Linked DNA regions of Homo sapiens: region 1 is linked to region 2. Evidence: read pairs that join two places in POLR2A ChIA-PET (ENCODE). Cell type or tissue: PC-9. All regions are shown on one strand. Links, peaks and the distances in the headings refer to the core of each region. The heading gives the core; the rest is flanking DNA. Region 1 has its middle 60 kb from the start of STK24-AS1. Region 2 overlaps STK24 (serine/threonine kinase 24).

What was found. Peaks named below come from ENCODE experiments on the same cell type or tissue, not always from the same donor. Only the 100,000 strongest peaks of a DNase experiment are listed, where the experiment ranks them.
Region 1: POLR2A ChIA-PET joins it to region 2 with 5 read pairs; 3 of 35 experiments call an interaction of 5 or more read pairs at or near these places.

What each region holds. Positions count from the first base shown.
Region 1 is chr13:98,634,378-98,639,762 of GRCh38, reverse strand. No RefSeq gene overlaps it. Among named protein-coding and RNA genes, the nearest start is that of STK24-AS1, 60 kb to the right of the region's middle. In PC-9, for the core only: no CTCF peak of the experiment used is centred there; no DNase peak of the experiment used is centred there.
Region 2 is chr13:98,465,787-98,471,171 of GRCh38, reverse strand. STK24 (serine/threonine kinase 24) reads left to right here. Exons shown (of 11, transcript NM_001032296.4): 6 at 4,611-4,796. Among named protein-coding and RNA genes, the nearest start is that of FARP1-AS1, 33 kb to the right of the region's middle. In PC-9, for the core only: a CTCF peak has its summit at 4,381; a DNase peak (open chromatin) is centred at 4,301; H3K27ac peaks cover 2,097 bases.

The sequences.
Region 1 (5,385 bases), core at 65-5,064, 170 kb before region 2:
CGCCCACCACTGCATCTAGCTAACATTTTTTTTTTTAGTAGAAACGGAGTTTAACCATGTTGGCTAGGCTGCTCTCGAACTCTCAACTTCAGGTGATTTGCCCGCCTTGGTCTCCCAAAGTGCTGGGATTACAGGCATGAGCCATTGCGCCTGGCCTAATTTTTTTTTTAACTTATCCAGAGTCGGGGTCTCACTGTGTTAAGCAAGCTAGTTCAAACACCTGGCCTCAAGCCATCCTTCCCCCTTGGCCTCCCAAAGTGCTGGGATTCAAGGTGCACCTGGCCTTTATTCTTAGTGGATATAGTTTTGTATACAGCAATGTGACTATACCATAATTTTTTTGTGTATTCTACTGGTGTGTGTGTGTGTGTGTGTGTGTGTGTGTGTGTGTGTGTGTGTGTGTGTGTTTGGTGTTTTTTTGAGATAGGGTCTTGCTCTGTTGCCCTGGCTTGAGTGCAGTGGTGTGACCACAGCTCACTGTAACCTCACACTGGGCTTATGCAGTCCTCTTGCCTTAGCCTCCTGAGCAGCTGGGACCACAGGAACACGTCGCCATGCCTGGCCAATTCTTTAAATGTTTTTGTAGAGACCAGGGCTCCCTATGTTGCCCAGGCTGGTATCAAACTTCTGGGCTCAAGCAACCCTCCAGCCTCAGCCTCCCAAAGTGCTGGGATTACGAGCATGGGCCACCACACCTGGCCCATTCCACTGTTGATGGAGAGTTAAGTAGCTTCCAATTCGGACTAGTCTCATAGTGCTGCTATGAATATTCTTGTGTATATCTTTTGTCAAACATAGCTGTGCATTTATCTTGAACATCTACTTAAGTATGTAATTGGCAGGTCATGGGATATGTACGGTAGCATTAGGTAGATATCACTAATTTTTCACATTGATTGTACCAATTTATATTCACAACAGCAGGGCGTAAACATTCTGTTTTTTTCATATCCTAACTAATACTCAGTATTTGTCCTTTTCCATTTAGCCATTGTGTTGAGTATGCAATAGTGTCACACTGGAACTTTAATTTGATTTTTATGATGTCTCATAAGATTGAGCATGTTTTTATATGTTTATTAGTTGTTCTTGAAATCGTACTTAAAATTTGCAGGACACTTGAACTTTAAGCCTCACTTCACATTAGTAAACACACTCTTTTTAAAACTGAATGTGGGCCAGGTGCAGTGGCTCACGCCTGTAATCCCAGCACTTTGGGACGCCAAGGCGGGTGGATCACTCGAGGTCCAGAGTGCAAGATTAGCTTGGCCAACATGGCGAAACCCCGTCTCTACTAAAAATACAAAAATTAGCTGGGTGTAGTGGCGGGTGCCTGTAATCCCAGCTACTTGGGAGGATGAGGCAGGAGAATCCCTTGAACCTGGGAAATGGAGATTGCAGTGAACTGAGATCGTACCACTGCACTCCAGCCTGGGAGACAGAGCAAGACTCCATCTCAAGAAAAAAAAATGAGTGTGGATACCTTTTGTATCCTTGAGGTAATATGACCCCCGTAGAGCCCTCACTCACATCATCCAGTGTGAGTGGAGTGCGATTAAAGAATGGAGTTCAATAATTAAAAAATTAATTTCAAAATAACTCAAGTTCTCATATAGCATTTCTCAGACACTATGAAAAGAAATACATAAACTACCATAATACATGGCTAAGTCTCTCCTTCTCACTCATCCAGGCCTCACAAATGTAGCTGCCCTAATATCTTTTTTTTTTTTTCTTTTTTGGGATGGAGTCTTGCTCTGTCTCCAGGCTGGAGTACAGTGGTGCAATCTCGGTTCACTGCAACTTCTGCCTCCTGGGTTCAAATGATTCTCCTCCCTCAGCCTCCCAAGTAGCTGGGACTACAGGCATGCGGCACCACACCCAGCTTATTTTTGTATTTTTATTAGAGATGGTGTTTCACCATGTTGGCCAGGATGGTCTCGATCTCCTGACCTCATGATCTGCCTGCCTCAGCCTCCCAAATGCCTCAGCTGGGATTACAAGCATGAGCCACCGTGCCCGGCCCATCATTTTTCCAAAAAACATAGGAAGGAAAGTTATAAAATAACTTTCAGTGGGAAAGCAATTTTTATCATTACTCAAAATAAAAAATGTAAGGATAATGCATCAATCATTTCTTAATGATACATTATCATTCATTAAGAAATGATTGATAGATTATCTTTAACAGGAACACCGCATGTTCTCACTTGTAAGTGAGAGCTAAATGGTGAGAACACATAGAAAAAAGAAGGGAACAACACACACTGGGTCCTCCTTGAGGGTGGAGGGTGAGAGGAGGGAGACGATCAGAAAAAATAACTATTGGATACTAGACTTAGGGCCTGGGTGATGAAACAATCTACATCAAACCCCATAACACAAGTTTACCTAGGTAACAAACCTGCACGTGTACCCCCAAAGCTAAAATAAAAGTTGAAAAGATTGGCCAGGCGTGGTGTCTCACACCTGTAATCCCAGCACTTTGGGAGGCCGAGGCGGCTGGATCACTTGAGGTCAAGAGTTTGAGACCAGCCTGAACAACATGGTGAAACCTCATCTCTACTAAAAATACAAAAATTAGCCAGTCATGATGGCACGCACCTGTAATCCTGGCTACTCGAGAGGCTGAGGCAGGAGAATTGCTTGAACCCAGGAGGCAGAGGTTGCAGTGAGCTGAGATCACACCACTGCATTCCAGCCTGGGTGACAGAGTGAGACTCCATTTCAACAACAACAAAAAAAAAAAAAAAAAAAAAGAGAAAAGGTTGATAAATGCAACCTTTAAAAGTAAAAACAAAAACTACAAAAGTTTTGGCATCTTCTTTGCCATCATGCTGGAAGTCCTAGCCAGTACAATAAGGCAAGATCTAGAAATAAGCACATACACATTAGGAAGGGATCCAAATGGTTTTCTTGCACAGACAAAATGATTGACTACATAGAAAATCCTAAAGAATCAACAAAAAGCCTCCGAGATATGATAAATGTGCTTAGTAGGTTGCAGAATACGAGGTCAACATGAAAATCAATTGTATTTCTATGTACTAATAGTACAAAGTGTATTGAAGAATTTAAACATATATACACACACATTATTTACAATCGCTCACTCAAAAATAAATGATTAGGTATGAATCTAACAAAATATGTATAGAATCTGAATACTGAAAGCTATAAAACTTGAACACTGAAGAGACAAAAATTAATAAGAGATATACTGTGTTCATAGATTAAGAGATTCAAGCTATTCAGGGGGACCACCTGAGCCTGGGAGGTTGCAGCTGCAGAGCCGTGATTGTGCCACTGCATTCCAGCCTGGGCAACAGAGTGAGCTCCTGTCTCAAAAACATAGATTAGTAAACTCAACATATTAAATATGGCAATTCTCCCAAAATGAATGCACGGATATAAGGCAATCTAAAAAAAAAAAAAAATCCCAGTAGGGATTTTTGTAGATATAGATGAGCTGATTCTAAAGTTTATTTGATAAGGCAAAGGAACTAGAGTAGTCAAAACTATTTTGAAAGAAATAAATATATTCAGAGGGATCATACTACTAAATTTTTAAATTTTTATAAAGCTAAAGTAAGCAAGACAGTGTGGTACGGCAAGGGCTAGGCATATTGATCAGTGCAACAGGAAAGAGAGCCTAAATATTGGACCAGACAAATATGACCAATTTTGAGTAAAATGCAAAGGCAATTCAGTGGAGAAAGCATTATCTTTTTTAATAAATGGTGTTTGAGCAACTGAACATATGCACACATACAAAAATGAGCCCCAAATCTCACAGCTTATGCAAAAATTAACTCAAAATATATCTTAGATCTCAATGTAAAATGAAAGGCTATCTTTCAGATGAAATCATAAAAGAAAGTATTCATGAACTTGAGTTAAGCAAAGAGTTCTCAGGCAGAATGCCAAATGCATAATCAATAAAAGAAAAAAATGATTAGACATCATCAAAATTATATGATTTTGTATCATGTGGATACAAATTTTTATCTACAAAGACCCAAGAGAATGGAAAGATAAACTACACACTGGAACAAAATGTTTTCAAATCATGTATCCCACAAAGGACTTGTGTTTAGAATATACAAAGAACTCTAAACTGAACAGCAAAAAAACACAAGTAGCCCAATTTAAAAATGGGCGAGACTTGAGCAGATATTTCACCAAAGAGAACATAAGGAAATAATCACATGAAAATATGTTCAATATCACAGCCATTTTTAGAGAAATGCAAATTGAAGCCACAATGAGACACTGTTACACATCTATTAAAATGGCTGAAATAAAAATACTGTCACCAGTTGCTGGTGAAGATGAGAAGCAACTGGAATGCTCATACTTTCATGGTGGGAATGCAAAATGAGACAGCCACTCTGGAGAACAACTTGTCACTTCTTATAGAGTCAAACATACAACACAGAAATTCCGCTCCCAGGTATTCACCTCATGTTTATTCAAAAACCTGTACGCAGATGCTTTTTTTTTTTTTTTTTTTTTTTGAGACAGAGTCTTGTTCTGCTGCCCAGGCTGGAGCGCGGTGGCACAATCTCGGCTCACTGCAAACTTCACCTCCTGGGTTCAAGTGATTCTCCTTCCTCAGCCTCTGAGTAGCTGGGATTACAGGTGCACACCACGCCAGGCTAATTTTTTGTGTGTGTTTTTATTAGAGATGGGGTTTCACTACGTTGGCCAGGCTGGTCTCGAACTCCTGACCTCAAGGGATCCGCCTGCCTCGGCCTCCCAAAGTGCCGGGATTACAGGCATGAGCCACTGTGCCCAGCCAACACAGATGCTTATATATCTCTATCCATAATTGCCAAGAACTGGAAACTATCGAACTGTCCTTCAACAGGTAAATGGACAAACAGCTGTGGTACATCCATATAATGGTGTACTACCCAGTAATCAAAAGGAACACGTAATCAATGCGGCAACACATCAGGCCAATCTCAAGACATTATGCTTGCTAAGTGGGCCAAGCCAGTCTCAAAGGCTCCATATTTATAATTCCATTTATAAGATATTCTGGAGAAAACTAGAGTGAATGAGAACATATCGGTGGTCTCTGGAAGGGTGGAGGGAAAGATAATACCGAGAATTTTTTGGGGAAGATGGAACAGTTCTGTCTGCTGATTGCAGTGGTGGTTACACAGTCTATACGTGTGTTCAAATTCCTAGAATTCCACACCAAACAATTCAATTTTACTGTATGTTAGTTTAAAAAAACGAAGTCACTTTTTGCATAGCACAAAGCATTATAAGCAAAGTCAGAAAACAAATGACAAAGTTAAAAAAAGTATTTATGTGATTTATATCACAAGCAAACTACTACTCTCCGAAATATACAAAAATCTTTAAGTGTCAACA
Region 2 (5,385 bases), core at 60-5,059:
ACTGAGCCCATGGACTCCCTGCTCCTGCCTACGGCTCAGGAATTGTCCACAGGCCTGGCTGGGAGGATGAGCCCTGAGGGCCAGGGAAGAATGTGAACCAGGAGACAGCAGGCTTTATTTTTGCATGAGTAATGTTGGGCCACTTTGGTCAACCTTGTGTTGCTCTTAATGGTCATAAACATCACATACGCCTCTAGATGCCAGTTACAAGTGTGTTCCTAATGATCGCATCTGCTTAAGTAATAAGCTTATATCAAATGAGATTTTGTTTTGATTGATTACAGCTGTGATTTAGGGTTATCCCTGGTTTTCTTCTTGATTATAGAGTTGGTTTCTTCTAGAATTATTTTCTCTATATAATTAAAATCACTTAAATTGTATCTTCAGATGTGTAGCTAGCGTACTTTATTTGACATGATATTGTGAAGATGTAGGATGCTGTTGCATAGATCCCCACATCTCCCAATGTTGAGGAGAGTCCAGAACCATCAGTAACAGAGAACTCAGGGTGGTCACTCAGGAGCATGCCCCAGGAGAAGATTCGTTCGCAGTTAATGTGTGCATTTGCAGCTTTTGACTGGAGCTTATATTAGAAACCACTGTTTGTTTTCTCTGTGAGCAGTGTCTTAATGTCTAATTTCATATCTTTCCCAAATGGGTCTCTCCTTCCACCTCATTTTAATTGCTTTGGAAGATGACTGCCTGCTCCCCACATAAAGTTTACTTTAAAACTCAGACATAGGCCAGGCACAGTGGCTCACGCCTATAATCCCAGCACTTTGGGAGTCCCTGGCGGGAGGACAGCTTGAGGCCAGGAGTTCAAGACCAACCTGGGCAACAAAGCAAGACCCCCCCTTGCCCCCCCGACTCCCACCTCTACAAAGAATTTAAAAATTAGCTGGGCATGGTGATATGCCCTATAGTCCCAGCTATCCAGGAGGCTGAGGTGGGAGGATGGCTTGAACCTGGGTGACAGAGTGAGTCCCCTCCCTGCCAAAAGACACAAAAAAACCTCAGACACAAGTTCTTGATCTGCTGTCATTTTTCCTAGAAGCAGTAATAGACAAACTCAATTATATTTATGAGTTTCCCTATCAACACATTGTTGAGTACATCCTACTTCATTAAGTTAATGTGCCATAGCAACTTAATCATTCTTCTGAGGTTGAACATAAGTAATGCTGCTGTTGAATATTTTGGGCAGCCCATACCATTTTCCAAATTTAAAATGTAGTAGAGATGCCTAGGAATCGAAGTAATTGGTTTTAACAAGTTTGGATATTTTTGTGGCTTTCGATTTGTATGCCAAATTGCTTGCCATTGATTCACATGCCAGTCCAGGATTCCAAATTACTCATAGTTAGATGTCTGGTGGGAGAGCCAGCAGGCAGGAAGACCACTTGGGAGCCCCCTACAGAAGTCCTGGGGAGAAGAGATCCCTTTAGACTAATCCAAAGTTAGGAGGGGTAGAGGGGACGCAGGGTGCTGAGAGCCCAGGAACCATACACCCTGGGTTGCAGCTGGATTTAGGAGGGTCCAAAGAGGGGATCCTAAGGAGCTGGGTGACCCTCGTGTCCCTGGCATGGCTACCTAGTAGGATGTCCTCCCCCCGCCGCCTTTTTTTTTTGGGGGGGGGGATGCAGGGTCTTGCTCTGTCACCCAGACTTATGATCTCGCTCACTGCAACTTCTTCCTCCCAGGTTCAAATGATTCTCCTGCCTCAGCCTCCCAAGTAGCTGGAACTACAGGTGCAGCCCACCATGCCCGGCTGATTTTTGTATTTTTAGTAGAGATGGGGTTTCGCCATGTTGGCCGGGCTGGTCTCGAACTCCTGGCTTCAAGTGATCTGCCTGCGTCGGCCTCCCAAAGTGGTGGGATTACAGGCGTGAGCCACCGCGCCTGGCCCCCATGTTTGTTCTTGATGGTGCTGTACTGGCTGCCCTCCTTGGAAGCCAGGAGACTGATACGTGGGTTGCGTTCAGATGGGGCCAGCAGGGGTTTTCTCAGTGAACTTCCCGTGGTGCACACTGCGTGCAGAAGCAGGCGTTCGCAAGCAGGCGTTCGGCCGCCTGCTTATTATCTGTCCCTGAACCTGAAAGCAAGTCCTCGGGCCTCTGAGTAAAATCAAGGCAAGCGCATCACCGACGTACTCTCAGCAGAGATCGGCTTCTGCCAGGGCCTGCCTGCCAGTCACCGAGTGTGTTTAGCTGGTTGAGAGGTGCTTGGAGGTCTGGAGGTGCATCCGTCAGAGATCATGTTCAGTAGCACAATAGGGTGACCGTAGTTAATAATTTGTTGTGTTTCAAATAGCCAGAAGAGAAGATTTGGAATATCCCAGCACAAAGGAATGAGCCGTGTTTGAGGTGAGGGGGATCCCAGCTACCCGGATTTGATTGTTACACACTGTATACTTGTACCAGAAAAAATTCATATAACTATTATGTACCCTTACAAATGAGAAGGCTCTGGGTCTGTGTGGCCAGGAGACAGCATGCTTTGAAAACAGCAGTAGCTGTAATGAAATCTGAGAGGCCTGGGGGAAGCAGACAGATGTGGAATCACACAAACTTGAGAGCCACCTGTTGGTGTGGAGAACCGCTGCCACACAAGAGTCACAATTGCCACCTCTGTTCTTGCCTCTCCCCTCCTCGGTCCTCCCTCCTTGTGCCTGCTCACTCCTGTCCTCCTGTCGCTGCCACAGTTCTGGGTGCTTGCCCACCCTGTGCTCCCATGCACCTGCTTCCCTGCTCCTAGGGGCAAGAGACTGGGATCAGTTGCATTTCTGCTGATTTTTAAGATAATGCAATGCAAGATAAAGCAGAGTCCAAGTTGTAGAGGGAAGGAAAATAGTATTACTTCCAACGTCAGCTCTTCTAGACTGACCCCTTCAGTACAAGATTTAGTAGAAAGAATTTAGAACAAGACTTGCTGGCAGCTTTTCATCTTCACTGAGAATAAGGAAATAGAATATGCCGTAGGCATCATTCCCATGGACTGCTGGGCTTGGGGGCTTCCAGTAGGGATTTCTGGTACTCACTAAGGCTGCAGGAACATGGTAAGTGTATCCTCTGGATAGTTAAAGCACCCTGCAGCCACAACGATGCTTCCGCCTATGCATTTCCTTGCTGTAGAGTGAGTGTGAGAGATGTATTCGATTCTCACTGAAGTTCTTGGAATAATGATGGATTCCAGTGCACAGTGAGAACAGCAGGAAAGCTGTACCAGACTCAGGCGTGTTCTCTACCCCAGTCCCCATTCGTCTTTCGCCAGCCCATATAGGACTATGTCCTGCCTCATTGTCGGCCTCTGTCCTGTTTGGGGATTGGTGTCACATGCTGTCAATGTCTCATCAGCTGTCAAGTTCCTCTTAGGATGGCCTGGCTCTTCTCATTGACATGACACATTCAAGGAATTCATTCCTTTGCCTAACTGCTTGGTTGTGCCACAGGCCTGTGCTGGGCAGAAGGAGGTGGGGCAGCTGGACCTGAGATGTCCTAGTGGGGCCACACGGCTTCTGCAGATGTCTCCTCTGGGACATTCGGCAGAAAATGCAGACACTAGAGAGACACAGTAAATGACATCAGCAAGAAACCACCAGACAAATCCCGAATTTGGGACCTGTTTCTTTAAGTTGATGTCCCTGGGGAGACTGGGGACAGGACTGTTGTAGGTTGAAAGAGCCTTAGCGACCTGGCAGTCAGTTGTACCCCGTGGACTTTGGATCCTGATTCAGATAAACCAACCATGGAATGACAGTTTTTGAACAGCTGAGAACATTTAATTATACATGACATTAAGGAATTCGTGTTAATTTCAGGCACTGATAGGTAGTAAAAAGTCTGTATATTGGCACACGGAAATACTCGGGGGAAAATGTCATGATGACTGATTGATTTTAAAATATACTCGGGGAACACATGGACAAAGCTCGTATGGCAAAATGTTAATTAGTAAATTCATGCAATAGGTAGATGAGGATGCATTATATTAATATTTCTCAGTTCTTTGTATGTTTGAACATTTTCATAATAAACTTTTTTAAGTTCTGGGCCCCTGGTAAGGCACCTTACATGGCCACCTCCTCCTCTTCCACCTCCATTCTACAGATGAGAGAAACAGGGCTCAGAGGTTAGCTCTTTCATCTAACGTCACAGGACTTTGACTGTAGAACTGGCATTTCAACCCAGGTATCTTGAGACCAAGGTGCCCACTCTCGACCTCAGAGCTGTGCCCTAAGTTCTAAGCACTGCTGGAGGGGGTGACTCGCGAGCGTACACCCACTCCGGACTCCTCCTCTCTGCTCACCTCTCTTACTGGTCCTGCTGGCCCCCGGGACTCCACGGGGAATGCCGAATGCATCCAGCAGGAGGCGTAGTAGGAGTGAATTGATAAGCCATCTCCATGTAGAGGCAGAAAACATTTGGCATATTACAGTTTCTCCTGTTGTCTCTTTTGAAATTACAGCGAGGGCTTATGTTTTTAAATATCAGTTAAAAATACCTTTTTCAAAACCTCAGAAGTATTGAGACATGTTACCATTTTCCCCCTAAATACTGTGTATTGGAATAGATTCCTGCTTGGTGTTTGTAAAGATGCTTTTCTTGTTGCAGGCAGACATCTGGTCCCTGGGCATAACAGCTATTGAACTTGCAAGAGGGGAACCACCTCATTCCGAGCTGCACCCCATGAAAGTTTTATTCCTCATTCCAAAGAACAACCCACCGACGTTGGAAGGAAACTACAGTAAACCCCTCAAGGAGTTTGTGGAGGCCTGTTTGAATAAGGAGCCGAGCTTTGTAAGTTTCCCAGGGATCACAGCGTACCTCTTCATGTGCGGCTTGACTTGGTTGAGATACATCCTGTTGGGATTGCTTTAATCACTCTTTTCAGCTGTCTTCCTGGTATTATTCATTTTTCTTTTTCTAAGTAAGTATGATTGACTTCTTTGGTTTGCAAATACATTTTAATTTTTAAGTATTAAAAATCTCCTTATTTTCTTTTAGATTTCTGCCATCTCATACTTCATTGAATCTGAAGAATATTCTCCTTAATATTAAATGTGGAATCATAAATGTTTAATATTTATAGAAGATCAGGCCATAAACTGTTACACTGTTTTTAATAATGGCAAAGGTTAGCTGGAAACAAATGGCTAAATATGTCTTTAAAGTAAATGTTTTCACTTTCCAGGTGGCATGTGTTAGGAAACAAAAGATTAGAAAATATAACCAAGCCACCCTCTGTGCTTCTTCCCCTCCCCTTCCTGCCTACTTTCTCTTTTTAGGTTTAATAGACTCTGGCAGAGCCATACAGCAGTAACGACTGTGTGGCTTTGCCTCATTTTCTGTCTGAATTAGGACATTTCTTTGAAAGTAGTGTGTGTGT